4 separate regions of the Mus musculus genome follow, and regions 2, 3 and 4 are each linked to region 1. The links are chromatin loops, found by intact Hi-C in ENCODE. Cell type or tissue: left cerebral cortex. All regions are shown on one strand. Each heading gives the region's core, and the rest is flanking DNA. Links, peaks and the distances in the headings are about the cores only.

What was found. Peaks named below come from ENCODE experiments on the same cell type or tissue, not always from the same donor. Only the 100,000 strongest peaks of a DNase experiment are listed, where the experiment ranks them.
Region 2: it touches region 1 in a loop (2.5-fold over the local background); 6 of 42 quality-filtered maps call a loop at or near these places.
Region 3: a loop joins it to region 1, with 8 times the contacts of the local background. A loop is called at or near these places in 27 of 42 quality-filtered maps.
Region 4: it touches region 1 in a loop (3-fold over the local background); 5 of 42 quality-filtered maps call a loop at or near these places.

Annotation. Positions count from the first base shown.
Region 1 is chr10:128,890,873-128,898,840 of GRCm38, forward strand. It overlaps Gdf11 (growth differentiation factor 11), which reads right to left and starts at 846. Exons shown (of 3, transcript NM_010272.2): 1 at 375-846. The coding sequence starts at 813. It also overlaps a transcript of Cd63 not described here. In left cerebral cortex, for the core only: a CTCF peak has its summit at 4,789 (motif pointing left); DNase peaks (open chromatin) are centred at 4,771 and 5,296; H3K27ac peaks cover 349 bases.
Region 2 is chr10:128,623,707-128,631,674 of GRCm38, forward strand. Rps26 (ribosomal protein S26) reads right to left here and starts at 2,800. Exons shown (of 4, transcript NM_013765.2): 1 at 2,770-2,800; 2 at 2,357-2,534; 3 at 1,501-1,631; 4 at 823-930. The coding sequence starts at 2,772. The coding sequence ends at 895. Ikzf4 (IKAROS family zinc finger 4) reads right to left here. Exons shown (of 8, transcript NM_011772.3): 8 at 7,137-7,968. In left cerebral cortex, for the core only: a CTCF peak has its summit at 3,213; DNase peaks (open chromatin) are centred at 2,826, 3,132 and 4,348; H3K4me3 peaks cover 1,401 bases; H3K27ac peaks cover 1,122 bases.
Region 3 is chr10:128,840,964-128,848,931 of GRCm38, forward strand. Sarnp (SAP domain containing ribonucleoprotein) reads left to right here. Exons shown (of 11, transcript NM_025364.3): 5 at 5,569-5,620; 6 at 7,274-7,347; 7 at 7,798-7,826. Among named protein-coding and RNA genes, the nearest start is that of Sarnp, 23 kb to the left of the region's middle. In left cerebral cortex, for the core only: a CTCF peak has its summit at 4,710 (motif pointing right); a DNase peak (open chromatin) is centred at 4,754.
Region 4 is chr10:128,973,946-128,981,913 of GRCm38, forward strand. It overlaps 9030616G12Rik (RIKEN cDNA 9030616G12 gene), which reads left to right. Exons shown (of 2, transcript NR_152816.1): 2 at 3,658-4,168. Among named protein-coding and RNA genes, the nearest start is that of 9030616G12Rik, 6.7 kb to the left of the region's middle. In left cerebral cortex, for the core only: a CTCF peak has its summit at 3,757 (motif pointing left); a DNase peak (open chromatin) is centred at 3,770.

The sequences.
Region 1 (7,968 bases), core at 3,257-5,756:
GGTGCCAGAGCAGTGGGAAGATGGCACTGCGGCCCAGCTGAGACTGCACGGGTCACGGAAGCTCCCCACCTAACGCTCCAGAAAAGTCACTGTAGGGTGCCAGTTTCTAGGACTACTTCAACTTGAATCTTTTTCTCACAAGGGATGGAAAGCAATAGCTCACAACCTGCCTGGTTTGGCCCCCCTCCCCCAACGCGCCATCCTCCACCCCCCCACCCTAGAACGGGGCGTGCACTCAACTCCGCTGCCCATCTTCTCCGCTCAAAAAGTTGTGTGGAGTGGCCCGGCTCCCCAATCCGTCAAGTTTTCGCAGAAAGGGCTTCCGGGTCCTTCCCGGACTGCACCGCACCGCGCGCACCCCGCAGCCCACTTACTCTCCTGGGCCATGCTTATGACCGTCTCGGTGGTAGCGTGGTACTCGTCCTCTTCCAAGAAGTCCTCAGGCTGCAGCGCGTCGCCTTGGAAGTCGTGCAGATCCAGGATCTGCTGCAGCGGCGGCGCCTTGGGCAGCAGCTGCTTCACTACCTCCCGGCTGATGTTGGGCGCCTCCTTGAGCCGCAGTTTGCTCAGGATCTGCGACTTGATGCTCTCTAGGCGCAGCTCGCGGCTGTGCTGCCGCCACACGCACACGGGGCAGCCGTCCGGCTCCGGCGGAGCGGACGGGGCCGGCCGGCTCGAGCGCTCCCCCCCGACCCCGGCCGCCGCCGCCGCTGCCGCCGCCGCCGCCGCGGGGCCCTCGGCCGCCTCCCCCCGGGGCCGCAGCTCCAGGGCGAGGAGCAGGAAGCCCAGCAGCAGCGGGGCCGCGAGCACCATGCTGCAGGGGAGGGGAGGACTGGGGGGCGGGGACGCCGGAGTCCCGCGGGGAGGGGGCGGAGGGAAGAGGGAGGAGGAGGGGGTCCGGGCGGCGCGGGATTGGGGGCTGCCCGGCCGAGGGGGGGCCGGGGGCCGGGGGCGGCGGGCGCACGGGCGGGGCGGGCGGGCGGCCGGGGCGGGCAGCTGGGGGGGCCCAAGCCCGGGCCGGGCCCTTTATAGCCCCGGCCCCCGTGTCGTCAGCGGCCGCGATTGGCTGCGGAGCCAACAAAAGAGGTAGCGCTGTCATCCGAGGCGAGAGAGGGAGCCGGAGAGAACCGAGGAAAAGAGAGAGAGAGAGAGAGAGAGAGAGAGAGAGAGAGAGAGAGAGAACACGAGCGAGCACGGGTCCAGAGAAAGATGAAGAGACCGAAAGATGAGGGGGAGGGGGGGAGAGGCCGTGAGGGACCGAGTCAGAGAGATCGGGGACAGACGGAGCGGTGGGTAGGGGTTGGGGGTGGGGGAAGAGGCAGATCCAAAGATACCCAGATAGGAAGGGAAGAGGGAGAGACAAAAGAGAGAAAAGAAGTCACAGAAGGGAGAGACTTAGCTAGAGAGCAAGAGCGAAGACTGAAGACGACCAGAAAAACTAGTGGGACAGTTAAGAGTGGAGAGAGTCAAAGACAAAGGTAGAGCGCAAAGAGGGGTGGCTAACCGAATTCTACGGAGTCGAACAGGAGAGAGCAGGAGAGGTGGGCAAGAGAACGGATGGGTCAGAGGGAGCTGATGGTACCCTGCGCAAGAGGGAGAGGCAGAGACAGGGGATACCTTGGAGGTAGCAACCCCTGAGGAGGCAGGTGCAGAGAAAAGACCAGGGGAGGAAGTAACACACACAAGTCAGCCTTGGTTGGAGCGCAAAGAGACACCCAAGGGGAAGAGGTGGAGATGTGAAGAATAGCCTCAGCTACCAGAGGTAGCCCAGGATGTTTAAAGAACCCATAAAATGGAACATCAGGCTGATTTATCACAGGGATGAAGGCGGTCAGGAGAGGAAGAGGCCAGGGACAAGCTGAGAAGTTGACAAGTACTGAGCCCGGAAGAAAACTATCTAGGAGGCCTGTGATCTTGAGATTGAGGTTTAATAGAACAAAGAGAGTGATCGTGATCGGGCTGGAAAGGGTGGGAGCCATGAGGGGAAGAGCCAGATGAGGGATGAGGTAGGGCTTGAAAGTGGTGCTTGGCGAGGAATCTGGACCCTCTCTCTGGGTTCCTAGCTACGTCTTTGTGTTTGTAAGGTCTTACATGTCTGAGAAAGCTTGAAGTTTTAGGCGTAAGGGTAAGAGCAGGGTCTATACTCAGATGTCTAATGTGGAGATAGCAAACCCCAAGGGGAGCCACTCTGGAATGGGACCAGCCATGGTCTTCAGGTGTGGTCCTAAGCGCAGCCAGACAGCTCAGTACACGAGGAAGACAGTGTACAGGTGTGCTCAGCCACTACTGCTGGTTCCCTCTTCCCAGGTCTCTGTTTCTCTTTTTCCCCCTCTTCCCCTCCCCTAAACCCTTTCTTCTCCTTTTCCTCTATCCTCTGAGACAGAGTCTCAGATGCATCCCAGGCTGGCCTCAAACTCAGTTATCCTCCTGCCTCAGCCTCCAGAGAGCTCTCTGTATAAGCATGCCTTGACCCATGTCTCTGAAGATCCCTTGGCAAACTGAAAATGTTAGGGGGTTGAGATTTGCTCTTCCAGTGTCTCGCGCAGTGTTCACTGAACAAAATGTATAAATGTCAGTAGGAAGGCCCTGTCTCAAAAAAATATATAGATAAATGTAAAATGTATAGACCTCACTATTGGGATTCTTGGACCAAGTAGAAGGTTTTTGGTTTCCTCTCTGGAATTAAACCCTAATTAAAATATATATATATATATGTTAAAGTTAGTTAGGCATAAACAAAAGAACAGAATTGGGTTTGGGAGCTGGAGTGGAATGAGGGTAACTATTGGGGTTCAGCTGTGAGGGAGAAGCAGGGTAGGTGAGAAGCTCTGAATACATGACCTATTCCTATTTAGAACAGGGACTTAGGGATGGAGAGATGGCTCAGCAGTTAAGAGCACTGACTGCTCTTCCAGAGGTCCTGAGTTCAAATCCCAGCAACTACATGGTGACTTACAACCATCTGTAAAGAGATCTGATGCCCTCTTCTGGTGTGTCTGAAGACAGCTACAGTGTACTTATATATAATAAACATAATAAATATTAAAAAAGAAAAAAGAAGAAGAACAGGGACTGAATGGAACACAATCCAGAAACTTCTCATTACTCCCTTGCTTTGGACCAAAACATGGGAGTGTCGATAACTTACCAAGTTTTTCTCTCCCTCTCTCTGTGTTCTCTTCCCTGTACCTTGAATTGGGTGTGGGGTGAGGTAGAACCAAGGGGCTGTGCATACAAAGCAAGAACTCTTCCACTGAGCAATCATCAAGTTTCTTTATCTATAAATGGAGACCATAATTTCTACCTTCAACTAGTTGTGAGGATTACCTCGGAGCCGGCCAAGAGTGTCAGGGAGTCAGGGCTTCTTCTTCAGGATCCTCTTTTGTCCCTTTCTGATCCCTCAGAGCCCTGATTGTTCTTACCGCATACTCTGCTGCGTTCCCATTTTTCAAACCTATTACTTTGATGTTATTTTCTTCAGGAAACAAACCAAACAAAAACAAACAAAAAATTGCAAACCAGCCAAGTGTAGTGGAGCATGCTTTTAATCCAGGAGGCAGAGGCTAGCCTGGTCTACACAAAGAGTTCCAGGCTAGCCAGGGTGATCTAGTGGGACCCTGTCTCTGAAAACACAAACACTTTGAGAGCAGAAATGGTGCTGCCCCTTTCTGCTTCTTTAGAGAATGGACAACTTACATTCACTTCCTCCTCAAACTTGTATCGAGTGGAAGGTCAAAGACGAGAGAAGCAAACAGTAGGTGCATAATACCTGCTAACGCTCCAGTCCAGGGGACCCGAGGCTCCTCAAACATCACAGACCAAGTACAGAAGCTCTCTCTGCTCAGATGTGCCCTATCCTGCAGGCTTCACTTGATGAATGGCAGTATGTACACAGACTACGTACCTGGATGTAGCACTCCAATCTTGTTTTATCATCCAAGTGTTCTCCTTGGACCCACTTCTCAGCTGGAGCTGGAGTTCAGGAGCTGAGTGTGATGCCCAAGCTTAATTCCTAGCATCCAACTTCCAGTCTCCAAATCTCTTGGCCAAATTTGTACTTTTACTAGGTCTCGGTGTAGAGGAAATTTTTAGATAAATCATTCAGGAATCCCCTTTCTTACTGTAGCTTCTCTAATAGATCTAGGATGCCTGTATGCCAAGTCCCAGCAACCTTCCTTTCTGGCTGTATGAACTTGAACAAGGTGTGTGTGTGTGTGTGTGTGTGTGTGTGTGTGTGTGTGCATGCCAGGCGGGAGTGGGGGTTAGGAGAATGCACAAAAGGATCAGATAATTTTATGGAGTAAGTTTTCTCTTTCTACCATGTGCTGGGTCTCCAGGATCAAACACTCAGGTCATCAGGTGTGATGGCAAGTACCTTTATCTGCTGAGCCGCCTTGCCAGCCCAGCTTATTAAAGCCCCTTACACCTTAGAATCCACAGCTATTTTTGAAGCATGAGGTCTGACAAAGCACTCTAATAGTATCAGTCAGCCTTCGTCACCTCTTACTGTGCTTGCAACCTCACACTGGGACACCCAACAGCAGAACCCTTTTCACGAATGTATTTCTTAGCAGCCTTAACTAAAGGTTGAATGACCCTCAGTGAGTGAACCTAGGTGGTGGTGGCGGTGAAGAAAATTGTGTAATTTTGTCCACAAGGGGTTGTTATAGGCCAAATACCAGGAAAGCACTCAACAATTTGCTCGACAGATTTCCACTCCCTGGCTTTATCGCTAGGACTAGTAATTCATTAAGTGGACAAGACTGCCCTCTGGTGGAATAACATGAAACGTCAGACCAGTGGTTTTGATACTTGCCCTTCAGACTTTTCAAGTCAGGAGTACCTTTCCCCAACCTCGAACCCGAGTACCGTAGGCAAACGCTGTACTGGTGAACAACATCTTCAGGCGAAGTTTTGAAAAAGAGTAAGCTTTGTCTCTTCCTCAACCCCTCCTAGAGTCACTTCTTTCCTTGACTTCTCTCAGGTTTGGTCCCTTATGATTCCTCTAAGACGCATAAAGTAATTCCTAGCTTTCCGTCTGCCCCAGACCTAGTCGTGAGAAGGGGGCGCTAGTTGCTTTATAGGACAGGAGTTGGAAGAAAGCAGAACATTAAGACTTTTGCTTGCTGGGGTGATAGCGCAAGTCTGTAAGCCGAAGTGTCAAGAGAGAGTGTGAGGCAGATCATTGCTATAAGTCAAGGTCAGCCCGGGCTACCTAGAGAGACCCTGTCACCCGCCAACCAAACAGCCCACGCACCCACCCTTTGCTTATACCGGTATGTGCCAACCCTGGCTTGGATCCCAGCTCACTGCCCTGGTCTCCCTGGTAACTGCCTTCCAGCTAGGGGTGCCCCTCTCCTAGGTTACCAGAGCGACCTCCATACCCGCCTCCTTCCAGGTCCTGACTGGTTCATAGCAAATGTGGGTAAGGGTCTTGAGGCTGGTATTTAGGTTTGAAGGTTGTGAGCTACGGGTGAAAAGGAAGCAAGTATCTAGGGGAGGGAGCCGGTAGAGGGATGGAAGTGCGTTCTCCGGTATGCGGTCTGTTAACAGCCTTAGAAGCAAGAACTGCTCCTGAGGAGTCTGTTGCCAGTGTTCGAGGCCAAGGCTCAAGGGTGCTGTTACGGGGGTGGAGAGTGGGATGGAGTGGGGGTGGGGTATGAGGAATACACTGCTTCCCTGATCTGCGGCACCCCTTCCTGCCCTGTACATTAGAGCTGGGCTTTTGGAGAAAGCTACTTTTCTTGCCTCCTTTGAGAGAATTTCCCCATTCTTCCCACACAAGTGCCCCCCCAGACCTGACCCCGTTTAGCTTCTAAGATTAGGCGAGGTCAGGTTGCAGTGGTACACAGTATTCCCTAATCCTATCTCCATTTTCCCCCCAAAAGCCTTATCTCTGGGGCTAATGGCTTTATTCTTCCATACTTGGGGGCTTCCTTGGGGTGGGTGAGGAGGGTGAAATGGTTGAATTGTAGGAGCAGGGGGTGGGGGGAGAGGACCTCCCTGGAGGCTTACCTCCCTACTCTCTTCCCTTCTAGTATGTGCCTCTCTAGGGGTGTGGAGCAGCTTTTCCTGGCTGGGGTGGTGTGTTGGAGAAGTGGACTCTTCCAAGTCTTCTGCCCACAAACCCTGCAGTCCCCAAGAGGACCTTACTGTGTAATTATTGCCCCTTCCTGTATCATGTTCTCCAAACCCTATACTTATCTTGCCCGGGTCCCTTGGCAGCCCCTCTAACTTCTTTAGCTTCTTCTCTATGAGAAGCTGGGGGCTGGGAGGAAGGATCCAAAGAGTTTGTGTTTGGGGCTGTAGTGGTGATCAAGAAGGTCTAGAACAATCTGAAGTCTGTAAGAATCATTAAGGCTCATTCATGGCTTTCTTTGCCTCCAGCTGCCCCCTCCCAAGAACCTTCTCTGAATTTCCAGTCAATTTTCCCTAGCCTTCTTAAGGAATGTCAGCCCACCAGTTCTATCTACCCTTTCCTTTTTAGCCTGGGGGTTTCCAGGTATCCCCACCTTTTCTGTGTCTTTTTTACATACTGCTTTCTTCCCAGAGTCTTGAAATCCTAACTTGAGAGCCTTCCAGCAGGAGACATCATATTCCTGGAAAGGGGGTGGGGGTGGGGGTAGTGGGGAACGTGTGTGTGTGTGTGTGTGTGTGTGTGTGTGAGAGAGAGAGAGAGAGAGAGAGAGAGAGAGAGAGAGAGAGAGAGCTCAATGTTTATTCTTCCAGAGATGTCAAAATGCTGACAGATGGGCTGATCTGGGCACTGGGAAAGCAGGGGCTGAGCTGTTAGATGAGGGAAGCTGGTGAGAGGGAAACTGGAGGCAGAATTCCAAGAAAACCCAATCTCAGTGAGAAGTCAGGAGAGAGTACTTGGCTGTAAAGATCAAAGTAGTGGCTCAGAAGAGTGTGTGTGTGTGTGTGTGTGTGTGTGTGTGTGTAAGGTACAAAAAGAACCAGGACCAGGGAGTCTGCCTTGGCATTACCAACATTCCCTGCTGATTCCCACTCTGATACTTCTCCTCTTTGTTGGCTTTCTCACTGAAACTCCACACCTATGCAAGGAACCTGACCGGTTTGAGTGCAGCATTTAGTATGCCTCCTACAAAACCCTCGTTCTTTGACAGCCACCTTAGAGTTGTTTGCTTTTGAAATAGGATCTCACTATGTGGCCCTTGCTGGCCTAGAACTTGCTAGGTGGATAAGGCTTGAACTCACAGACATCTCTTTATAATGATCTCCTGAGTACAGCGATTAAAGGTATGTGCCGTCATGCTCAGCGCATCTTAGGTACTTTGACATTCTCTTGTGCCCACCGCCCTGTGCTAAGCAGCACCCAGGATCCAGGCCTCCTCCTCACTATAGGCATCACACCATACTGTAGTTTTGTCTGTGTCTGCAAAAGTCTTTACTTTTTTAAAAAGAGATTTGTTTGTTTTCATTTTGTGTTTCTTTTTTTTTTTTTTTAAACATTATGTGAGGATTCCATTTTTTTAAGATTTATTTATTTATTTATTATATATAAGTACATTGTAGCTGTCTTCAGACGCACCAGAAGAGGGCATCAGATCTCATTACGGGTGGTTGTGAGCCACCATGTGGTTGCTGGGATTTGAACTTCGGACCTTCGGAAGAGCAGTCGGTGCTCTTACCCACTGAGCCATCTCACCAGCCCCCATTTTGTGTTTCTAAGTATCTTTCCTGAATGTATGTGAGTGCACTGCACGTGTGTCCAGAGAGGCAACCAGGTCCCTTAGAATTAGAGCTCCAGTTGTAAGCCACCATGTGGATGCTGGGAACAGAACCATGGTCCTCTAGAAGAACAAGCTATTCTCTTGATAGCTGAACTATCTCTCCTGCCCTGCCCGTAAACATCTTAAAGGCAGGACCATATGGCCTAGGACTAGACTCACCCATGGGATGAGTTCTTTCTCTGCCCTGGCCTAGTGTCCTTGGCTTTCAGTCCCA
Region 2 (7,968 bases), core at 2,052-4,551, 270 kb before region 1:
AACCCTGTCTAAACAAACAAACAAACAAACAAGGGGCTAGAGAGATGGCTCAGAGGTTAAGAGCTGCTACATAGGTGCTGGGAACGAAAACTGGGTCCTCTGTAAGAGCAGCCAGTGAGTGCTCTTAACTGCTGAGCTATCTCTTCCACTCCCTCTCCCCACTTTTATTGTCTTTGAAACTTTTCCAAATCCTCTCTTTATGATAATGACCTTTTACCAGGCTCTTAAGTTACCAGGTACCTACCAGGAGTGTATGTGGGGGTGTGGGTGGGTGTTTCACTACCTGCAAATGCCAGTGTTTAGGAGGCTGAGGGGAGAGGGTGAAGGCCAGTCTGTGCTCTACAGTCAAAGCTTGGCCTCCTTTCAGATAAAGGTTAAGTGGTCAACTTAGCCAGAGATGGTTGACTCACAGGTACTGAGGCATCTAGGTTCAAAGCCAGCAAGACATGAAGGCATGAGACCATGCCTCAAAACAAATTAAACTGGCTTAAAACTTTAACATCCTATGGTCACATTAAAGTCTGTAGGGCCGGGGACCAGTGAGTGCCCTGCACCATAAAAACAGAAACCCTGGCTTGTTAAGTCTTACAAGGATCCAGGTGATCCACAGAACCCTGTCCATAAGCTGAGCCCAGTGAACACACTTGTAATCCCATGGCTTGCTGGGAGTCCAGGCAGCATAAACGGGATCCATGGAGCTCACTGCTGGCCAGCCTGCAGAGAATGCCTTAGAAAATAAGGTGTACAGAGCCCAAAGCACCAAGTTCTGCACTATGGACCCCCTGAAACGCACACAAGAGTCTCGACATAAACACACTCCGATGCCATGTAAAGTACAACTTCCATTTTATTTTTCCAGGGTAATTTTCCTTCCGTCCTTACAAAACGGCCTCTTTACATGGGCTTTGGTGGAGGTCGAGGTGCAGCGCCCTGAAAAACAAGAGATGAGCTAAATTAGAAATGAGGTACTCGGATCTGCTGCGGTTGCCTACTTAACCCCAGCATTCTAGAGGCAGAAGAATCAAGAGTCCTAGGTGAGCGAAGGCCAGTGAAACCTCTTTTTTTTTTTCTTTCCGAGACAGGGTTTCTCTGTATAGCCCTGGCTGTCCTGGAACTCACTTTGTAGACCAGACTGGCCTCGAACTCAGAAATTTGCCTGTCTCTGCCTCCCGAGTGCTGGGATTAAAGGCGTGCGCCACCACGCCTGGCTTCCAGCGAGACTTCTTAAAACAAAACAAAACAAAAAAAACCAAACCCACCCACCCATGTAGTTCACAGTAGAGCACTTACCAGCATTAAGTTGAGGACCCAGCACCTCAAACCAAAGAAACCAACCACCACCCACCTAGCATCACTAAAAGTGTTTCAGGTTATGCAAAACAGACAAGCATTTTTAAAATTTAAATGTAGGTCGTAGCTGCCACACAGACTAAATAAGACCTTAATGGATACTTCTCTGGGTAAGACTATGTATGTCCCAAGTTAAAATAATTTACTTACAGCAGGTCTGAATCGTGGTGGGGGTGTTCGGTCCTTCCGGGCCTCGCGGGATCGATTCCTAACAACCTTGCTATGGATGGCACAGCTCACGCAATAATGCAGCTTGACATAGAGCTTGGGAAGCACGTAGGCTGAGAAATCGAGAAGCAGATTAGACAGACGCCCTTTCCTGTGATTCTCTTATTCTATTGGTCAGGATTACCCTAACCTCCAAGTTTTACTGATAAATGACACCCAATGAAAACCAGAGAAACCAACACCACACCCAACATACACCAAGAGTTCAACTCTTGGGCTAGAGGTTGCCACTCAAAAGGCCAAGGCATCCTCAAAGCCAAAGTGGGCCACACAATATGAGAATAGCTCAAGTTAGGGAGTCTCACTCTGCTGGCAGGCCTCATGGTTACTACTGTTAGGTCAAGAAAAAAACAAAACAATGAACAAACAGACAAAAGCCAGCCAGGTGCTGTGGTGCACGCCTTTAATCCCAGCACTAGGGAAGATCTCTTGAGTAGGTCTACACAGTGAGTTCTGAGACGCCAAAAACCAAGTCACAAACTGCCCAAACCAGTCTTTGCCCGTTTTAAAAGCTGTTCAATTTTTTTCAATAACTAAAGAATTATGCTTTTTCAGATTCTCCTAAATAGGCAGTCTCTCACAGGGATGGGATGCAGGGGTTTGGCTACCATGCATGAGCCTCAATCTCCACCCCAAGAGAAAAACCAAGTTAAAACCCCATCATTAGGCCTGCTTACTGTGCCACAAAAGGCACCTTCTCCCCAAGCTGAAGACAACGAGCCATACACACCCTCCTCACTCTTCGTCCCTGTACAAATCACGGCTGTGGCTCACTTACCGTCGAAGACGCTTGCTTCAGATATGTCCCTGACAGCAGCGGCTTCTACAATGTTCCGAATGACAAACTTCTTGATGGCCTTATCCTTGGGCACGCACCGGGCGCAGTTCGTGCAGCGAATGGGCTGCACATGGCCGCGGCCCTTTTTGGCGCGACCGTTGTTTCTTCTTTTTTTGGTCTGAGAATGGAAAGAGACGCTATTGGAAAGGGGGCGAGAATTCAGCCCTTCCTGGCCGGCCGCCGCCCGCAGCCCCGACAGAGACCCGTACAAGTCCCGAGCACGCCAAGTCCGGGCTGGACGGACCCTTTGTCACTTTCTCCTCCAAGACTCTGACTTTCAGGTCCCTACCGTCCATAGATCTACTTCTACCCCAGTACCCAGGCCCGCGCGCTCACCACGCGGCGACACTCACCATCTTGGAGCCAAGACTCGAAAGAGGATCCGGCGGCTTGCCCGACCCGCTTATATAGTACGAGATTCCTACGCTCACGCTGAAAAAAAAAACCCTCAGCGACCTGTAATTCTATTTACTCCCTAGCAGCTATTATGCTCGAATTTACCTAATTACTTAGAGTTTCCTGTGAAATGTAGGGTTGTGATAAGTCCCTAGAAATGGTCTATGACGAAAAATATCAGTGGAACTATTTAACCTTCCGGCGGAAGATTAAAATGTTACATTCCCAAACCAGGAAGTGATTACAAGGCTCTATAACATCCGGTTTACGATAGTTCCAGAGCGGAAGTTATCCAGAATTCGGACGCACACTCCCTAGTGTGGGAGGACAAAAGAGATGCATTGTGGGAGTTGTAGTACGACTTGGAGAGGTTCTCTCTTGCCCGTAGTAGACGGACTAAAGGCGGCGCTAAACCACCTTAAGACGCCATGATTTATTTCTTTGAAATATGTGTTCTAAGTGTAGGAATTAGAAATAGAAGACCTGGGAGAAATAAACCATTTGTAAATGCGTCTTTCCAAATAGAGGCTTCGAGTGTTGGGATTAGGCCACCACGCTGGGCTTGGACCACCATTTTATTTCCAGATCCTATTAACACAGATGAAGCACTGTAGTTAGTACATTGTATGTACCAACACAATTTAACTGATCAAGTCTATCAGATAGTTATTTATTTTGAAACATAGTCAAGTAGTCCAGGCTGACCTGGAACTTATTTGGTTAGCCAAGTGTGACCTTGAATTTCTTTTTCTTTTTTTTTTGATTTTCATTTCCCTAATTGCTAGAGATGAACTTTCTTCTTTTAAGATATTTCTCAGCCAGGCGTGGTGGCGCACACCTTTAATCCCAGCACTTGGGAGGCAGAGGCAGGCGGATGTCTGAGTTCAAGGCCAGCTGGTCTACAAAGTGAGTTCCAGGACAGTCAGGGCTATACAGAGAAACCCTGTCTCGAAAAACCAAAAAAAAAAAAAAAAAAAAAATTTAAAAAAAAAAATAATAAAATAAATAAATAAAAAATAAAAATACCTTTGCGATTTTTCCTTATTCTGGTCAGAATGGCAAAGATCAATGGAACAACTGACAAGAAATGACTGAGAGGATGGGGAGGACTCACTCACTGTTGGTGGGATAGCAATCTGGTATAGTCACTATGGAAATCAGTGTGGAGAACTTTCAAGAGATAAATCTATCACATGACCCAGCCATATCTCTCCTTGGCATATGCCAGAGGGACTCAACATGTTACTCTGCAGATACCTGCTTAGACACGCTCATTGCTGCTCCAAACACAATAGGCAGGAGATGGAACAACCTAAATGTCCTACATCTGACAAACACGTAGTGAAAATGTAGTTCATATACACTGTGGAATGCTGTCCAGCTGTAAACACACACACACACACACACACACACACACACACACACATAAATCATGAACCTTGCAGGTAAATGGATGGAGCTAGAAAAGATCACCCTGAACGAGGTAACCCAGACCTGGAAAGTCACTGTCATTGGAGGCTCTTAGCTGCAAACCTTCAGGTGTGAGTTCACATATCATATATCCTAGAGCAACTGCAGAAGTGGGAGAGTAAAGTGGAACCACTGCCAGGATCGGGGGTTGGGGAGCAGTAGCGGGGGAAGCGGCAGTGTACATGTGACCTGATCAAGGAAATGGGAAGGGAGGTGTTCCTTAGGGAGGAAGATCAAAGTAAATTCCGAAAAAGATTCAAAGAAGGCAAAAGAGACTAGTAGTATACAATTGATCTGATAGGGACGTGGGACCTCTTTAGGGAAAAGGGAGGGAGGTAAATACAGAAGAAGGAAGTGGATGAAATAACAAACATTTCTGCCAGGCAGTGGTGGCACACGCCTTTAGCCCCAGAACTTGGGAGGCAGAGGCAGGTGGATTTCTGAGTTCGAGGCCAGCCTGGTCTACAGAGTGAGTTCCAGGACAGCCAGGGCTACACAGAGAAACCCTGTCTCAAAAAAACCAAAAAGAAAAAAACAAACATTTCTGTAAAAAGCCACAAAAAATTATACTGCATTACCTACTTACCAAGAAACCCTATAATACACATCAACCCATGAATAAATACACACATATATTTTTAATGCATCTTCTCACCGGGGCTGATGGTGCTCCCTCTGAGAGCTAAAGACCACCCAACGAAACCCCAGTACCAAACAATACCAAAAAGAGAATCCATCTTTTGAGGTGTTGGCCAGGGTTGTCCAAGAGACTCTCAAGCATGCAGCAGCCTCTTCCTGTTGCCCTTGGTTATCTCTGAGATGGAAGGTATGTTCCTGCTATTTCTGAATACAGGAAGCATGTCAGAAGCAAGGCCCAGAGACCCCTGAGGTGGAACTGACCTGAATATTTCCTCCCTGAAATCTAGCTTTCCTGGTACCAGAGGGCACCATCTGAGGGAGTCAACCTAAAGTTCTCCTGCTATGATCCCACTAACCACATCAATGACCAGCATGGCATATAACCCTAAGGTGCAGTAGTGGCACACATATTTTCACAGTAACCAACAACTCTCTGGTTGGACTTAAGAACCAGTCAGTGAGGGGCTGGAGAGATGGATCAGGGGTTAAGAGCACTGACTGCTTTTCTGAAGCTCCTGAGTTCAAATCCCAACAACCACATGGTGGCTCACAACCATCCGTAAGGAGATCTGGCACCCTCTTCTGGAATGTCTGCAGACAGCTACAGTGTACTTACATATAATAAATAAACAAATCTTTAAAAAAACCAAAAGAACCAGTCAGTGAGAGGGGGACCATGGAAAGCTAGTTAACTACTCAGTGCTAGTGAAGCCATGGCTATTGGAGGAGAAGCTACTACAAATTCTTCTTCTTCTTCTTCTTCTTCTTCTTCTTCTTCTTCTTCTTCTTCTTCTTCTTCTTCTTCTTCTTCTTCTTCTTCTTCTTCTTCTTCTTCTTCTTCTTCTTCTTCTTCTTCTTTTCAAGACAGGGTTCTCTGTGTAGCCCTGGCAGTCCTGGAACTCACTCTGTAGACCAGGCTGGCCTCGAACTCAGAAATCCGCCTGCCTCTGCCTCCCAAGTGCTGGGATTAAAGGCGTGTGCCATACTGCCCGGCAAGCTATGACTTCTAATTTACTATGCCAGCATAATCCCTTGCAACAATCTATAAACGTTTGTCCTTACACCTACAAAGTATAGACTTCACCCCTCATCAAGGAAACTTCTCTTTACAACAGATGGAGACCACTACAGAAAACCACAACCAATCAAAATGCAGAGTTGTGGAGCACAGTCCCAATGGATACAATGACAAAAACATTTCTGCACCTGAGGCTCAGGGAGCATTGCAGAAGAGGGGGTGAAAGACTGTAAGAGCCAGAGGATCAGGGAGTTTGCCTTGAGAGTGTGTCTCCTTTGCAGCATCAGAAACCACACCCATGTAATCTTACCAATACTACTGCCCAAATGCAGGTTGGACAAGGATGATACCAAAGAACACATCACATTGAATAGGGAAAAGCCCATGGGGCCTCAGTCCCGCACAAAGAAGTGCAGGCAACTGGAGAAAGCTGGGGGCAAATCGAGAGAGGTCCCCAGGGAAGACCATACCAACTGGTTATCCTGTAGCAAATGGTAAACACTGATGCATACATACTGGTAGCATTATACAGACTGAACAGGCTATATCTAGGAATATATGCATATTATATACATGTATGCATATGTGCAATAATAATAATAATAATAATAATATAAATCATTATGTTATTATAATAATAAGAAAAAAAGACCTTGAATTTGAAAGAAACTGGGGCTAGGTATATGGAGGAAAGAAAGGGAGAAATGTTATAATCAAAGTATAATCTAAAATAAATTAAAATAATAATACAGGCTAGTCACGGTGGCCCACACCTTTAATTCCAGAAATTGGGATGCAGAAGCAGGTAGATTCCTTTAAGTTCCAGACTAGCCAGGCTACAAAGAGAGACGCCCTGCCTTTAAAAAATTCTGTTCTGACGCCGGGCATGGTGGTGCATGCCTTTAGTCCCAGCATTTGGGAGGCAGAGGTGGGCAGATTTCTGAGTTTGAGGCCAGCCTGGTCTACAAAGTGAGTCCCAGGACAGCCAGGGCTACACAGAAAAACCCTGTCTCGAAAAACCAAAAAAAAAAAAAAAAAAAAATCTGTTCTGCTAGACCAACAACTTCAGTAGTGTTGTCTGGTTTCCTCTCAGTCTTAGACTTGTCTAAGTCTTGAACAGAGAAATAGTTGGTATGAAGTCTGCCTCCCTCCCAGAAGGAAAACAAGGGAAAGGGAGTCTTCAAGAACAAACAGGGGTTAAATTACTCGTGTTTATTTATAACAGACCTTCAGCCAGTACAGTACAAAACTTACAGTAGTATTTCTCCATTACACAAATATTTACTTACAGTATGTTACATATACAAAATGCTTTGCAGTAAGTCTCAAAAGCTGGTTTAACCCCCTTTGAGAAAAGAGAAAAACTCTTTAAAAAGAGGGAAGGGGAGAATAGGTCAGGAACCAGAGGAAGAGAGACAAGGTCAAGGGTCAAGGGCCAAAGGGGACACCGAACAGGCTACAGAGGAACTCTGGGGAGAAGGAGAGGTGGTATTGCACTTGCTTCTGTGTTTATTCTATTTTTGATCTTCATAATTTCTGATTAAAAATATATATATATTATATACACAAGGAAAGAAGCTGCCAGAAGTATTATAAAATTCCACTTGCAGCTTGGACACTGACACACACACACACACACACACACACACACACACACACACATACACACACACACACACACACACACACACACACACACAAAGGTCTGGAAAAGTGTCTATTTAGAAATTCTCTCCCTTCCCTCCACTTTTTTGTGGTGTTGTTTTTTTAAGAGTAATAAAAAAAAGAGAGAGAGAGAACACCTCTTTTCTCTGTGTGGATTTTGGCATTTTGTTTTTTGTTGTTGTTTTCTTCTTTTTCTTTACTTTTTTTGTTGTTGGTTTTTTTGTTTTGTTTTTTTTTATGCAAAAGGATCTGGGAGAGAGCATGAGGATGTTTGAGGTTCCAGAGCTGGAAGGCCCTGAAAAGTAGCATTTTGTACCTAAGACCCTGGTTAAAGTGCAGTGGTGGGCTGGAGAGAGACGCCATG
Region 3 (7,968 bases), core at 3,505-6,004, 50 kb before region 1:
TCACTAAGGTGGGAACATGGCAGTGTCCAGGCAAGCTTGGTGCAGGATGAGCTGAGAGCTCTACATCTTCATCTGAAGGCTGCTAGCAGAATCCTGACTTCCAGGCAGCTAGGATGAGGGTCTTAAAGCCCACACCCACAGTGGCACACCTATTCCAACAAGGCCACACCTACTAATAGTCCCACTCTCTAGGCCAAATGTATACAAACCATCACACAGTCTCAGCTAGTGAATCAGTTTTCAGACTTGAGCCAGTTTGCAGACCTGGAACCAAGTGAATGAAGGGGTAGTGAGGTTCCCCTGAGGAAGAACCTTGATAAGATACCTAAAAGTTTTGCAGTTAGCCTTTCTTCAGTTCTTTCCCAGAGAGACCTGCGGCCTTTTGCAAGGATAACTACCCTGGGGGAAAGGGAACAATTAGACTTTCCGGGGGACTTTTGGATACTAGTTCTGAATTGATGCTGATTCCAGAAAATCTCAAGAAACGTTGTTTAACCCCATTTAAAATAGTGGTTTATGGAAGCCAGGTGATTAATGGAGTTTTGGCTGATGTCTGACTCACAGTAGTTATCCAGTGGTTACTTCCCCAGTTTCAGAATGTATAATTAGGATAGATATATTTAGAAGTTGGGAGAATTCTCACATTGGTTCCCTAACCTGTAGAGTGAGGACTTTTATGGTTGGAAAGGCTGGATGGAAGCCTTTAGAGCTGCCTCTGCCAGGGAACATAGTGAATCAGAATCAGTATCTCATCCCTGGAGAAACTGCAAAAATCAGTGCCACCATCAAGGACTTGAAAGGCGCAGGGGTGGTGGTTTCCACCACATCTCCCTTTAATTCTCCTATCTGGCCAGTGCAGAAGACAGATGGGTCATGGAGAATGACAGTTGACTATCAAAAAAAAAAAAAAAAAAAAAAAAATCAGGTAGTAACTCCAATTGAAGCTGCTGTACCAGATGTGGTGTTCTTACTTGAGCAAATTAACACACTTTCTGGTTTCTGATATACAGCTATTGATCTAGCAAATGCCTTTTCCTTAATACCTGTCCATAAGGACCACTAGAAGTAATTTGCTTTCAGTTTGCAAGGCCAGCAGTACACCATCACAGTTTTGCCTCAAAGATATATTAACTCTCCTGCCCTGTGTCGTAGTTTAGTTAGAAGGGATCTTGATCATCTGCTCGTCTAAGTGCACTATATTGGCAATGTTATGCTGAATAGACCAAGTGAGCAGGAGTTAGCAACTACTTTGAACTCATTGATAACATATATGTGTATCAGGATAGGAAATCCAGCCAAAATTCAAGTACCTTCTACCTCTGAAATTCTTAGGAGTTCAGTGGTGTGAGGCATGCAGAAATATTCCTTGTGAAAGAAACACAATGTTTAATGGGCCTATTTGAATTCTGGGGACAGTAGATTCCTCACTTGGGTGTGTTACTCCCAACCCATATACCAAGTGACTTGGGAACGTTGCTAGCTTTGTGTGGGGCCTGGGACCAGAAGAAGGCTCTATGACAAGGCCAGGCTGCTGTGCAGGCTGCTATACCCCTTGGACCAGATGATCCAGCAGACCCAATGGTACTTGAGATATCAGTGGCAAATAGGGATGCTGTTTGGAGCCATTGGCAGGCTCCTATAGGTGAATCATAGGAGTCCTTTGGGATTTTGGAGCAAGGCTCTACCATCATCTTCAGACAACTATTTTTCCCCTTTGAAAGGCAGCTCTTGGCCAGCTATTGGGCCTTAGTGGAAACTGAAGGTTTGACAATGGGCCACCAAATTACCATATGACCTGAACTGCCCATCATTATCTGGGTGTTACTGGACCCACAAAGTCATAAAGTAGGACACGCTCAGCAGCAATCTATTGTCAAGTGGAATTATACGCTATTGGGCTGAGCAGGTCCTGAAGGCACAAGCAAGTTATATGAAGAACTTTCCTAAATGCCTGTTTTCACTCCTATAAGGGGTTGGGGGGACAGAGACAGTGCCTGTTGTAATGGCTATTCTTGGTTGTCAGCTTGACTATATCTGGAATGAACTACAATCCAGAATTGGAGGGCTCACCTGTGAACCAGATCTTGAGGCTGAAAGACAGTTTCTGACCTGGATCTTGGCATGGAGATCTTGAGGCATCGTGACCAGGAAAAGCTTAGGTCCAGGAAAGGTAGTACACGTCTGTAATCCCAGGAGACTGAGGCAAGGAGATCTCTGAGTTCAAGGTCAGTTTGGGACAGAGCAAGTACCAAATCCACACCTTTAATCTGGGCCACGCCTGCTGGAGGCCTGCTGGAGGACCTTGGAAGAAGGAAGATCCACTCCTTTTCAACGGCTTGCATTTACTCGCCAGCACATTTGTTAGAACCTACTTCTACAGAAAAGTAGCTTAAAAAACTAACCTTGTGGAACTGAACAACTACTGGATTCTTGCACTTGGCATCCACAGCAGCCCATTGTTGGCTTAGATGGACAACGGACTGTAAATCTTCACGATAAATGGAGAGACATTCCGTAAGTTCTGTGACTCTAGAGAACTCTAATACACCTGGACTGAGGATTTGAAATCTCAAAGCCCTCCTTTCCTCCAACAAGGCACAGCTAATAATGCCACTCCCTTGTGACCAAACATTGAAATCTGTGAGCCTGTGGGGGACTTTCAACAAGGCCATACCATCTAATCCCACTTGGGGCCTACTTGTAGAATTTGTAGCTGTTACTGTTCAAACCACAGTTACTTTCCAGAACATTTTTTTTTTGTTTTAATTTAATTTTCCCCACTCCCACTTTTATCCTCAGATTAAACTGAGGACCTCATGTATACTAAGTATACAGTCTATACTCAGCCTGCAATATAGCTTTATAATTAGATATAGTACCTAGAGAAAATGATTTAGTGAAATAGTTTTAAAGTAGTTTGGGGATTTCTGGTACAGGAATAAAGAGCAAATGAATGTAGCGGTAATTAGCTTGTTTGGGTTAAAAGTAAAGAGGTTTTTTGAAAATGGGTCATATTAGAATATGTAAAGTAGGGGCTGGTGAGATGGCTCAGTGGGTAAGAGCACCCGACTGCTCTTCCGAAGGTCCGAAGTTCAAATCCCAGCAACCACATGGTGGCTCACAACCATCCGTAACGAGATCTGACGCCCTCTTCTGGAGTGTCTGAAGACAGCTACAGTGTACTTACATATAATAAATAAATAAATAAATCTTTAAAAAAAAAAAAAAAAGAATATGTAAAGTATAAATCTCTTTTAATGGCTTTAATCCTTTTAATGGATTTTGCAAGAAAGACATTAAAAACTGTCCTGGAATTAAGTATATAGACCAGTCTTGCCTTGAACTCACAGAATTATACCAACAGAATTGGATATAGTAATACTGCTTTGCAGAGAAATAGTTATGGTTTTAGGCAAAATTATATGGAAAGATTTTGAGTCCTTATATTTAGGGAAATAATTTTGTATGTGACTGAATAGAGAAATTAGCCAATTAAGAATAGAAATTTCCCATGAATCCTGTGAGGGTGTGATGTGCATTTATTGCTTGGGTTTAATGTGTCTAAGGGAATTGGAATATAATATGAGAAGTTCCCTCTCAGGTTCTCTTTTTACTCTGAGGTTTACTGTAATGATTGTTTTTCAAGATGTGAACATTGGGTTAAGTCCCCAGCTCTCAGTGAAACTAGATGCAGTGTTGTGTGTTAATAATCCCAGCACTAGAGAGGTGGAAGCAGAAGGATCAGAAGTTGGTAGCATTCTCAGCCAAGTATTTGAGGTACTGTCTCAAAAACAACAAAAAAATAAACCAAATCAAAACGTGGAAGTCATTATCCTGATGTTGATGGAGAAGACTGGCTCTGGCTTTCCCTGCCCCTCAAGGATTGGAATTTAAAAGGTGTGTGCCACCAAACCTAGCTTTTGCCCCTGTCTTAGGAAAAAAGAAGTAAAAGTTTATGTTTTACTTGAAGTCCAATTTCATTAAAAACAGTTTTACTGGGCCTGGTGGATCAGGCCTGTTTGGTTTGTCTCACGACAAGGTTTGTGAGACAGCCTGGCTGTTCTGGGGCTTGCTCTGTAGACAAGGCTGTCCTTGCCTCTGCCTCCTGAGCACTGGTATTTGTTTTTTGAGGCAGGGTCTCTGTAGCCCTGGCTGTTCTGGAATTTAGTATATAGATCAGTCTTGCCTTGAACTCACAGATAACCTCTTGTCTCTGCCTCTCAAATATAGGACTTAAATGTGAGTGCTACCATGTCTGGCAGTGCCCATTCTTTTAATCCCAACACTTAGGAAGCAGAGGCAAGTAGAGTTCAAGGCCATCTGTTCTATATAGGAATTTACAGGCCTGCCAGGGTTATAAGGTGACACCCAGCATTAAAAAGATAAAAAAGGTAGGGGATTGTATAGTAGTGCACACCTGTAATCTCAGCATTAGAGAAGTGGAGGAAGGAGAGTTAGGAGTTTGAAGATAGCTTTGGCTGAATGAAAGGGGCCATGTTTCAGACAACAGCAATAAAAAAAAATGGAGAGTTAGCAAACAGTCTGAATATTCCAAGGCTGATTAGAATCCCTTGTATATCCAAAAGGAAATCTCTTTACATCATCTTACGCCTGAAGTTATGTGTAAATATACTTCTCTATCTTGTTTTAAGTTTTTTTTTCTCCTGAGCCAAAACAAATATTGTAGGACTTCCTTATGGTCAGCAGGGGGCATTCTTTGCTTGCCTGTTAGTCTAAGGACTTCCAACAAAAAGATGGAGGAGAATCAGGTTCCAGAATTGCTTCCTCTGAAAATGTCATTAAACCATTACTACCTTTCAGGGCATCAAATGGGAAAAGTGTTTGGGATATTGGAACAAAAGCTGCCCATGTCTCTAAATAAGGGACCTTAATGAGACTGGTTATGACCCGCAGTTTTATGGGAGTTGTTTGTTGGAGAGTTAATGCCCTTCCATTTATCCTGGGGACTTCCGAACTTTGTCTCCTGCCCCTGCGGTCCCCCTCTTTTGTTTTCTCTTAAGCCTTTTGACCAGTAACTCGCCATGTTTTCCTAATTCAGCCTTTCTTCTCCCACCCACTTCCTGTGGCATTTTTATTTGTTCTGCTTTGACGGTTTCAGCTAGAGCTACAATCCCACGGGAGCAATAGGGACTTATAAAAGAAGGAAATCAGGGCTGGTTCAGCGCTAGTTAAATATTGTGATAAAAATTGAGTTTGTATATAATTGGAGGTTGGAGATACAGTTCTTAGTTCAAAAGTAACTATAAAGTGTCTAAAAGCAAATGAAATGACTTATGTGTGTGTCCCTTCATCCCTGTATTTTTAGCCTGACTTCTTTGCTGATTATGGTCTCGAACTTCAGTTAAAATAACTTAGTTTTATTTTAATTTTTCTTCTCAGTTGATGACAGTTCAAGGAGTCAGACTTGTTATGGACTTCATGTTTCTTTGGATTAAGGGGTGGTAGACACATGTGGGGCAGAGGATATAACTCAGGTGATTCTTGCACATTTCTAATGCTTTGGGTTAAGATAGCAGTTTTCTGACTTTTAAAAATCTGTCTTCTTAGGGCATCGGAAAAGAAGGTGGTAAAGATTACATCTGGGATACCTCAGACTGAAGTAAGTATTCTTTTTTAAATTTTAATTGAGGTGTGGGTGGGGCTGTGAATGCATAAATGCCATGGTATATGTGTGGATAGAGGACTGCCTTCACTTTGTTGAGGTAGAGGTCTCTCCTTTAAAAACATTTTTTAAAATTACATTTTATTTATATATGGGGGAGCCGTGTTTGTGTGCGAGTGCGCTTGTGTAGGTCAGAGGACAACTTGGGGGAATTGGTTTTTCTTCTAGCATGTGCGTTGCAGAGATAAAACTTAGGTTGTCTGGCTTGGCATTAAAGAACATTACTCACTGAACTATCTTGCTGAACTTAGTCAGGACTCTTGTTTCCAGTGCTGTGATGTGTACACCAGGCTAGCTGGCCCATGAGCTTCCAGAAGATGACAACCTCCCATCTTGCCACAGGAAAACTTGGTTTATAGCTGTATACTAGCACATTCTGCCTTTACATGGGCTCCTGTTATCAGACTTGCACAGCCTGCACTTTCAACTACTGAGTTCTCATTTTTATATTTATTTTTTGTTCCTTAGAATAGCAATTTACTTTGTAGCTCAGGTTGGCCCCAAACAAAATCTTTGTACTTCAGCATCTCGGGTGTTAGGATTCTAGGTATGTGCCACCATGCCTGGCTGTTCCTGTTTTTAACCTTTTCTCTGTCATCATCATTATGTAAAATTTTCATTTAGGGCTGTTAAGTTGGCACTCTGGGTAAAGATCTCTGTGGCTAAAGCCTGAGTTTGATCCATGTAAATAATTTATTCATAGACAAATTATTTAAGGGAATTAGGGGAATATTGACAATTGATGTTTCTTTCTCCACCAACTCAGGAAAATATTTGGACTGGCATAGTGAGTTGTTATCTTTAAGCTGTCATAGATTACATATACCACTGTAGCCTTAATAGTAACTTAATAAGTCTATAGGTATAGGATTAGAGTTTGAGAGGATTGTGTGTACTTTGGAAAAATAGCAATGGCAGATACTCCTTTAAGTTGTTAGTTGTTAGCTGGTGAGAGTGAAATTTCTTTGGATTCTATCTCAAGATGTTTGAAATCAGGTTTCATTTGAGATCTTGTGTTCAGTTTTGTACTTTCAAGGTAGAGGGGTTGTTGTTGTTTTTATACAGGGTTTCTCTGTGTAGCTCTGGCTGTTCTGGAACTCACTGTGTAGACCAGGCTGGCCTCGAACTCAGAGATCCACCAGCTTCTGCTTTTTGAATGCTGGGAGTGTACCTCTATGCCTGGCTTATAGTTGAGATTTATTCACTTCTTTTAGAATTCAGGCAGGAAGTGATGGTGGTGGTGGTGGTGGTGGTGGTGTTTTTAGATTACCTGTACTGGAACCAATATGCTCCTTTGATATACTATCCCCCCCCAAGATACACTTTTTCAAACAAGATAGAACTTTTGGGGTTTGTGTAGAATATGGATTTTATTCTTTTTGTTTTTGAGAATGTGAATACGGGGAGAGAGAGAGATTAATTGATTGATTGCTTTCTAGAAACAATTGTTGTGTTAAGCCTTAGAATGGCTGCTACCTGATATGGTCTAAAGTTGTCAGTATTTCCGTTAGATCTTAAGAAATGACCATAACCAATTTTTTTTTTAAACAAGAAATTACAGTTTTAATTTTTTCATTTAATATCACTTAGAGAATGCAGAAGAGGGCTGAACGATTCAATGTACCTGTAAGCCTGGAGAGTAAGAAGGCTGCCCGGGCGGCTAGGTGAGTGCTTCTACCTGTTTGGATACAAGATAGAAATGTTATGGTGGTGTAGGGGGTCAGATCTTTGTTTCTTGTTATAGTTGTTGGTTTTCAGTAGAAGTGTTTTCATTGAACTTAATGAATACAGTTTGGGTCATACTCAGGACATTTCTGCTGATTTGGATGTTATAGCTTTCACTGAGTTTTGCCATCTTTGGTCAGGGTTTTTATGATAGGTAAAAGTCAGGAACTGGCAGCTGCTCCTGAGTCTGAAGAGTTCGTTTAGTGGACTCCTGGACTGTTGGTGAGAAGGAGAGTAAACTGAACCTCTTTCATGGGGTTGTTAGAATTAGCTAATGATTGCAAAGTTTGAGATCACAAGAAAGAAGTGTCATGCACCCTTGACACGGACACAGACAACTAAGGGTGTGAACAGCTTCCTAAAATTTAGCTTGTTTTTTCTTCTTACAGGTTTGGAATTTCTTCAGTTCCAACAAAAGGTGAGAATACAGAGGTTCTTCTGAGAAAGTTTACTTTGGGTTTTTTTCTGACTATAGATTTCATTCCTCCAAATTAGATAACTTTGTTGGCTCTAGAAGCCCTTAAGAGGCTCTGCATTTGTACCCTTCAGACCTCATGAAT
Region 4 (7,968 bases), core at 2,410-4,909, 82 kb after region 1:
AAATACCTTAACTAAAAATGGGAGGAGGGGACTGGAAAGATGGCTCAGTGGTTAGGAGGACCCACTACTCTTGTAGTAAAAGCCCACTGGACAATCCAGTGGCTCTCAACTGCCTGTGGAGTATCAGCTCCAGAGAATCTGCTACTCTGGCCTCCGTATGTATTTGCACTCAAAATTAAAAAATGGAGGAGGGGATTTGTGCAGATGTCTTTCCAGGGGAGAGACATAAATAGCCTTAAGCACACAGAGGATAGTCAGCAATGCCACTCACATTCACTATGATGATCAAAATAACAAAGTAAGAAATATGGTGAGGACACGGGACCATTAGAAGCTTAATTCACTGTCAGTGGGAATGTAAACAGGTGAAGCCTTTCTGGGGAACTGTTTGGCACTTCCTTAATACACTAAGCCTAGAGTTATTACATGACTTGGTGATCTTATTCCTAGGCATGTATCCAAGAAATTTGAAAACATTGGTTCACAGAAAAACTTGTCTGTGGATGTTCACAGTTGCTCATAGAAGTCCCGTGTGTAAACAGTTCAGATGCCCCCAGAATGGATGAACAGACAAATAAAGTAGAATATATCCATATAGTGGAGAATGTATCCACATAGTAGAGAATGTATCCATATAGCAGAGAATGTATCCATATAGAGGAGTATCATTTGGCCATAAAGACTGAAGGACTCATACATGCTATGTTGACGAACCTTGGAAATTAGCATTGAATATTCTAAAAAAAAATAAATAAAACAAAACAAAAAAATCCCTAAAATAAATCTACCACACGGCCCAGCTATTCCACTTGTTGGCCTGTGGCCAAAGGACTCAACATCCTACTCCACAGACACTCGTTCAGCCACGCTCATTGCCACCATGGTCACAACAGCTGCAAAACTGAAACAATCCAATTGTCCTTCAAAATATGAACAGTTAATGAGCATGTGATAACTATACACAGTGGAATTCTACCCAACTTCAAAGAAAATAAAATTACAAGTAATTGGACAGACTGAGAAGAGATTATTTTGAAGAAGGTAGCTCAGATCTGGGGGAAAAGTCTCACATTTTTTCTCAACTGCAGATTCTAGCTTCAAATCTTCAGGGTGAGTATACAGTGTGGAGTAACTGCAGAAACCAAGAAAATATCACTGTGCCATGGTAGGGTACTAGAGAGGCGAATGGAAGGATACAGGAGATATTCAGTAGGAAGCTTAAAAATGAAGAGGGGGCTCCAACTGGGGAGGGAGGGAGGTGAATACACAAAAAGGAGAGTTGAAGGGCAAATCAAAGGATGTTGAGTCCTTTGGCCACAGGCCAACAAGTGGAATAGCTGGGCCGTGTGGTAGATTTATTTTAGGGATTTTTTTGTTTTGTTTTATTTATTTTTTTTTAGAATATTCAATGCTAATTTCCAAGCCTCAAGGAATAATATTATTTTATAACTATCCCAAATGACACACAATACATACAACTTATGTGTATACACATATGAGCACATATACATTTAATTTATATTAAATTATATTTGTATCAACATATTTAATATAATGTATAATGCATAATGTATAGTGTGTAGTGCATAATGTATAATGTATAATGTATTAGATAATGTATTATTGAATGTATAATATATACTATAATGAATAATGTATAGGATTTAATGTATAATGTATAGTTATAATACATAATATACAATATAATATATAACACATAATGTATTATGTATAATATATAATACATAATGCATAACATATAATATGATTTATGATATATGATATGCGATATACAATTTATGATATATGACATATAACATATGACATGCAACATATAACATATAACATATTTACTATGTAATATTTAATGTAACATATTATATAAAATATATAAAATATGTAACATAAATATATTAATATATTATATGTACTAAATGACATTAATTAACTTAGGCTGACAATACTCCCCATAAGGACTATAGGTGAACGTAGGCCCCAGTATTAGGCATGAGAAGTCTTTCAAATCATTAGCTAGGGTAGTCTGGATGACTTCCAAGACAGTATAGACTAATGATGTGGCCCTTTGTTGCCTCTCAGAGGTTAAATGTGATTGCTGAAGACACCATAGACTTAGGACCAGGGTTTGGGTTACTGGAGCTCTGGATTTAACTTGAGAGCCTTCCTGTGGTCTCGCCTCCATGGTACCAGAAATATTATGCAAGCTGTAACACCTATGACCAGTGAGTGACCAGCACAGCAATCTATCCCTGAAGATGCAATAAGTGCACTCCTATGCTGGTGTCTAATTGGGCTTAAGGCATACTCAGTGGGAGGGAAATCATGTTTGCTACTAGAAACCTAGTGAACTTCACCAACGAGCGAGATCCTGAACCTTAGCAGAGGGCTTTCCTGCCACTTTCCTAGACCAGCACGGTTCCTTTCTACATTCTAAAGCTTATCCTAATATCCACAGTACAAGCTTCTACCCCTCATCAAAAAAGCATTTCTTTACAGCGAATGGAGACCACTGAACCCCACAACTGGACACCACACAGAGACCAACAGATTGTGGAAAGTCCAGGCCAAAAAGATATATCTACATCACCACATCACCACAGTCCCTTTATCTGCAGCTCAGGAAACGTGGTGGCAGAGGGGATAGACAGATGACAAGAGCCAGAGTACCAGGAAGTCTGCTGTGAAAAGTCTCTCCTAGAATGGCTGAATAACAAGACATAAACAGTGGTAATATCAGTGGACTTGCTGACATAGAAAGGAGGAAATTTTATGGGGTCCTAACCCTAGACAAAGAACTGAAGGCAACTGACGAACACTTGAGAGGGAGAATTAGCTTCTAGAGTAGTCAGTCCTGAGAACACACACACACAAACAACAAACTGGACTCAGCAGGTTGTAGTTACATATTTGTATACACACACATCTATGTACATGTAACACTAATAAAGACAAAGAGACTATCAATTTGAGGGAGGTCTGGGAAGAGCTGGGAGGGGGGTACCTGGAGGGAGAAAAAGGAAAGGGGAAAGTGATGTATTTATATTTTAATTTAAAACTGAATAAAATGTAAAGATACTACATTTTAAGAAAAATTATTTTATGTGTATGAATGTTTTGCCTGCATGTATGTCTGTGCTGCTTGCATGATTGGTTACTGTGGAGGCCAGAGGAAGCCATTGGATCCTTTGGGACTGGAGTTATGGATGGCTGTGAGGAGCTATGTGGGTGCTGGGAATCAAATCCAAGTTCCCTGGAAGATCAGCCAGTGTTCTTAGCTGCAGAATCATCTCTCTAGTCCTATACCTCAAATCAGAATGATTCTCTTATGTAAGATATCTCCAGAATATATAAGTCTATAGCGAGACACTAGGTTAGTGGTTGCCAGTCAAGGCACTGGGTGAGGGAAGGAAGCAGGGTGGCTGCTATGTGTACAAAGTTTCCTTTTGTCATCATGAAAAAAGTTTCCAAAATTGGTTAGTGGCCATGGTTGGAAAGCCCTGTGAATCCTCTAAAAAAACCACGGAATTGAATACGTTAAAGGAGTGGATTTTATGGTTCTTGTATTATGCCTCAATAAAACAGTAAAAAGTAATAAAAATAAAATAAGAACCCTTTTGTTGCCTCTCTCTGTCCAAACAGAAATGGTAACAGCAGTTTTTATTCTGGTTCTCAACTGGTGGCGGAGGTTGTCCCCCAGGAGACGCTTGGTGGCATCTGGTGGAAGGCTGCTACTGACATCTAGTGGATAGAGGGCAAACATTCTAGTGTGCGTGGAACAACACTAAGGCTCCAATGACTGTGGAGTGAAGGATGAGAAATTCTGCCTTTAGTCAAGCTCCATCACGAAGCCGCAGAGCACAGGATGCATCCGGCCCCTCCCACAGCCACAGAGGGCCTTTGCTGCAATGGTACACGCTCTGCTGAGGGCAGCTGTTAGATCGACCCCAGAAAATTCACTGTCAAGGCTGAGACCACAGTCATCTTTCCAGGACTGTCCTTGGGAGACCCTTCTGTCTGGTCTTAGTTCCAAAGATAGCTAGCTCTCTCTCCTCTTTATTTTAAATCACGGACACTGTTAGCTCTGGAATGGACTATACTGTCCTTTTGGAGTTGGCTATTAAACAAGTGTGAGCCAAATTTGGGACCCACACATACGAAGGTCTTAGGATGTTTTTTAGTTTTCTTCCTGACTCCATTTTATATCACTACCTTAAAAAATGATTTTCTTTCTCTTTTGTTTCTATCATTAGATCTTTGCCATATTGCTCTTTTGTATAATATGTTGCACTTATGGACTGTGTAAGTAAATGTAAATAGTGAGGGTGGGAGCTGTGGCTTGGAAGTGGGCAGAGTCTGGCAGAACTCTGTGTGTGTGTGTGTGTGTGTGTGTGTGTGTGTGTGTGTGTGGTGGCAGGTGGGGGGTGAGGACTGTCTCTGGAATTAATAACCTCTCCACAGCCCTATTCTCTCCAGCTCCCAGAGCCTGGTTGCTGGCTGCAAGGCAGATGTGAGAGAACAAGTAGGTGTTTAGAGGCTTTGTAGGACAACGGTCTCCTGATGTTGTAAGGATCTGGGTGTTCAGAGGACAAGCAACAGATGTGGGCTCAGATCTAGTGAGAAAAGAGAGAACCCGAATGTAATCAGGGTAGAGTACATTATCAGGGAGTATCCTGTACTGGGATCTAGGTATTTGGCCTCTGGATTCAAGTCTCAGTTCCATCTATATGGACCACACACCACACAGCTTTGCAGTCACTTGGCTCTTAGTTTTCTTACCACTGAAAAAAGGCAGTAATAAATGCCTTCAAGGCCCAACACCAGGCAGACTTGAGAACCAAACTGGGTGTTACTCGGATGCTCCTCTGCTCATTGCTGAACAGCAAACTTTTCCCTTTTTTAAGTGTTGAGGGACAAAAATAATTATGAAGTTACTGTGGCTGTAATTACTGCTGCTCTGTGCAGAGATGCCCTCATTTACAGCAGGTAATTACTGCTGCAGAGGCCCTGGGGGCTATGAGGCTGGGGAACAGGCCTAAAGGAGACAGGAAGCTGAGGGTGACCTCAGGGAATTAATTAAAACTTAACTTAGCAGTTTGAGGGAGAAAGTATTTGCTAATCGTTAAGTTGCATCTGGTTGGAGGCAAGTTAGGAGTAAATAAGATCTGGGGTGGAGAGGCGGGTGGAGAGGCTAGTGGTTCTCTCAGGAGCTCTTATTAGACAGTAAATGAGAACTTCACTCAACATTTTCATTAACAAACAAACAAACAAACAAACAAACAAAAAAACCAAGCCAACCCACCTCAGCCCAGGAGAGGCAGGAAGGGACCTAGGGTCAACGCCTTTTCCAGTTGTGTGTGAGTGTCATGATCTCTTGGGAAAAGTCCAGCACAACAGCACTATTTTAGACTCAAGAGGTCATTTGTGAGGGAAGTTTCAGCTTCTGAATCATGTTTACTGAAGTATGAACTTATGTGCAGTAAGATTGTAACTTAACAGTATAAAGTTTGACAAATGCATAGTCATGTAACCATAACCAATATGTATCCTCCACAATCCCTCCCCCTTACAATTAACCCTTTCCTGATCTGTTAAAATCAGAGATCTGCTTTCTGTCAAAACAGTCACATTCCATCACTAAATGGTTTCTTGTAGGAAATTGTGGATGGATATAAAGTAATCCCAAATTAAGTTGTGAAAGTCAGATAAATTTAAATAAGTTTTCTTTAGCATGCCAATGAAATAAAGCCTGCTTTAAATTATATATATATATTATATATATATATATATATATTATATATATATATATATATATATATATATATATATATATATATGCCTCAATGGCAATATGTAAGAGCATGTTTGTAAAGGAATACATACATACATACATAAATACATATATAAATACATACATAAATTTTTATCTCCAAAAATATTTACATTACAATTTATAACAGTAGTAAGATCATAGTTATAAAGTAGCAGTGAAAATAATTTTATAGTTGGGGGGGTCAACCACAGCATGACGAACTGTATTAAAGAGTCATAGCATTAGGAAGGTTGAGAACCACTGCTCTAGAATAATCAAAAAGAATGAAATCTTGCACAACTTTTGTAAATTAAAGCAGCTTACTCATAAAGCTGTCTTAAGACAGATACAAATAGCTAGTCTAGTTAGAGGAAACTGTTCTAAAACTGACCTTGGACTGAATCTTTGTAGAGCTTGAGACAAGACTGAAGATGGCCTTTGGTGTTATTACTAAGGCTTTGACTTATGGCTAGCTCACAGAAAACACAGAAATATTTGAATATTGGAATACAATCCTTTAAATAATGGATCAGAATTCTACAGAATTTCTCTAAGGGACCAATTCAGCTACTAGGCAGAGGCACAGGATTCTCATAGATGTTCCTATATATGCAACTGGGACTGACTTAAATCCACCTTCATTCCTGCTGTGGAAAGATATGAAAATACTAAGCCACAATTCTGTATGCAGGCACATACCTGTGTCTCCTCAAGAGTGGCACCAATTCTTTCCAGGCGTCAACCTTATGTTCATCAGCATCTTTGTCTTTGCACCCGGGGGTGAGCTGTGGCTGACATCACACACAACCCCACTGCACCAGGGGGTGAGCTGTGTCTGACATCACACACAACCCTACTTACTGCATCAGGGACTGAGCTGTGTGTGGCTGACATAACACACAGCCCTACTGCATCAGGGGGTGAGCTGTGGCTGACATTACACACAGCCCCACTACACCAGGAGATGAGCTGTGGCTAACATCACACAAAGCCCTATTGCATCAGGGACTGAGCTGTGGCTGACATCACACACAGCCCTGCTGCACCAGGGACTGAGCTGTGGCTGACATCACACATAGCTCCACTGCACTAGGGGTGGCTGACATCAGAAACAGCTCTATTGTACCAGGGGCTGAGCTGTGGCTGATAACACACACCGCCCTACTGCATCAGGGACTGAGCTTTTGGTAATGTTGCATTCATTTTTAACCTCTGTGATGTTGGTCAATAGCTGCTGGTCCCATCTGTTTTCCCATTGCTCTTCAGTTCCTGCTCCGTGACTCTTGCCACGTCCCCCTACCAGTTCACATTCCACACAGGAGTATGTGTGTGGAAACTTCCTACTTGAGGTGAGAGTAAATCTCTGTGAGTAAATATTTCTATAGCCCAGGGCCTTGTCCTGGGCTTCCCCACACCCCTTTCTGTTCTCTGGCACTCAGGGAATGCTTGCCTTAAGGGCATCAGGAAATCATTGCCTAACTCTTGCCTAGTGTAATCATTCCAGGAAGAGACTCTGGTATCCCTCCCTTAGGCTATTGGACTGTTAAAACAATGATTCCCCACTGGTTGACTTTTCCCCTAGGAATGTCATGATGAGCAATGGAAAAAGCAGAGACCTGGTACCAGGCAGAGGGGAGATATTCAAGGCAGTTCTGCCACTTTGTAGGCCACCCTGTAAGAGAGGTTGGAGCTGAGGCCCAGGTGGTGAAGGAACTACATCTTGACCAGGACTGCTTAGTTACGCATGCCCCTCACCTTCTACTTAACCCTCGGCCCAGAATCTTTGTTCCTCTTCCTAGTGTGGCTATACTGGTTTCCATTTTTGGATTTTCTCTATTGTCTGCCTAATTGGCCTACAGAGGATGGGTGACCCAGCCTAGCTTGTTGGGGGCCAGGCTTTGACTCTAACCCAGTAATAATGCTTTCCTCTCTCCTCATGCAGCCATTGCCCATGTTCTCTTCAGTTCTCCAATACAATGCCATGTGGAACAGTGGGTCCTGTACCCGAGGCTGCTGTCCTGCAGGGGCTTGTGGCTTGAACTTTGCTCATTTGTATGATGCCTGAGTCTCCGTGGGTGGGGGAGCTCATGTAGCCCTCTGATTCTTGCATTTTGGACACTAGAGAGTATGTTCCAGGGATC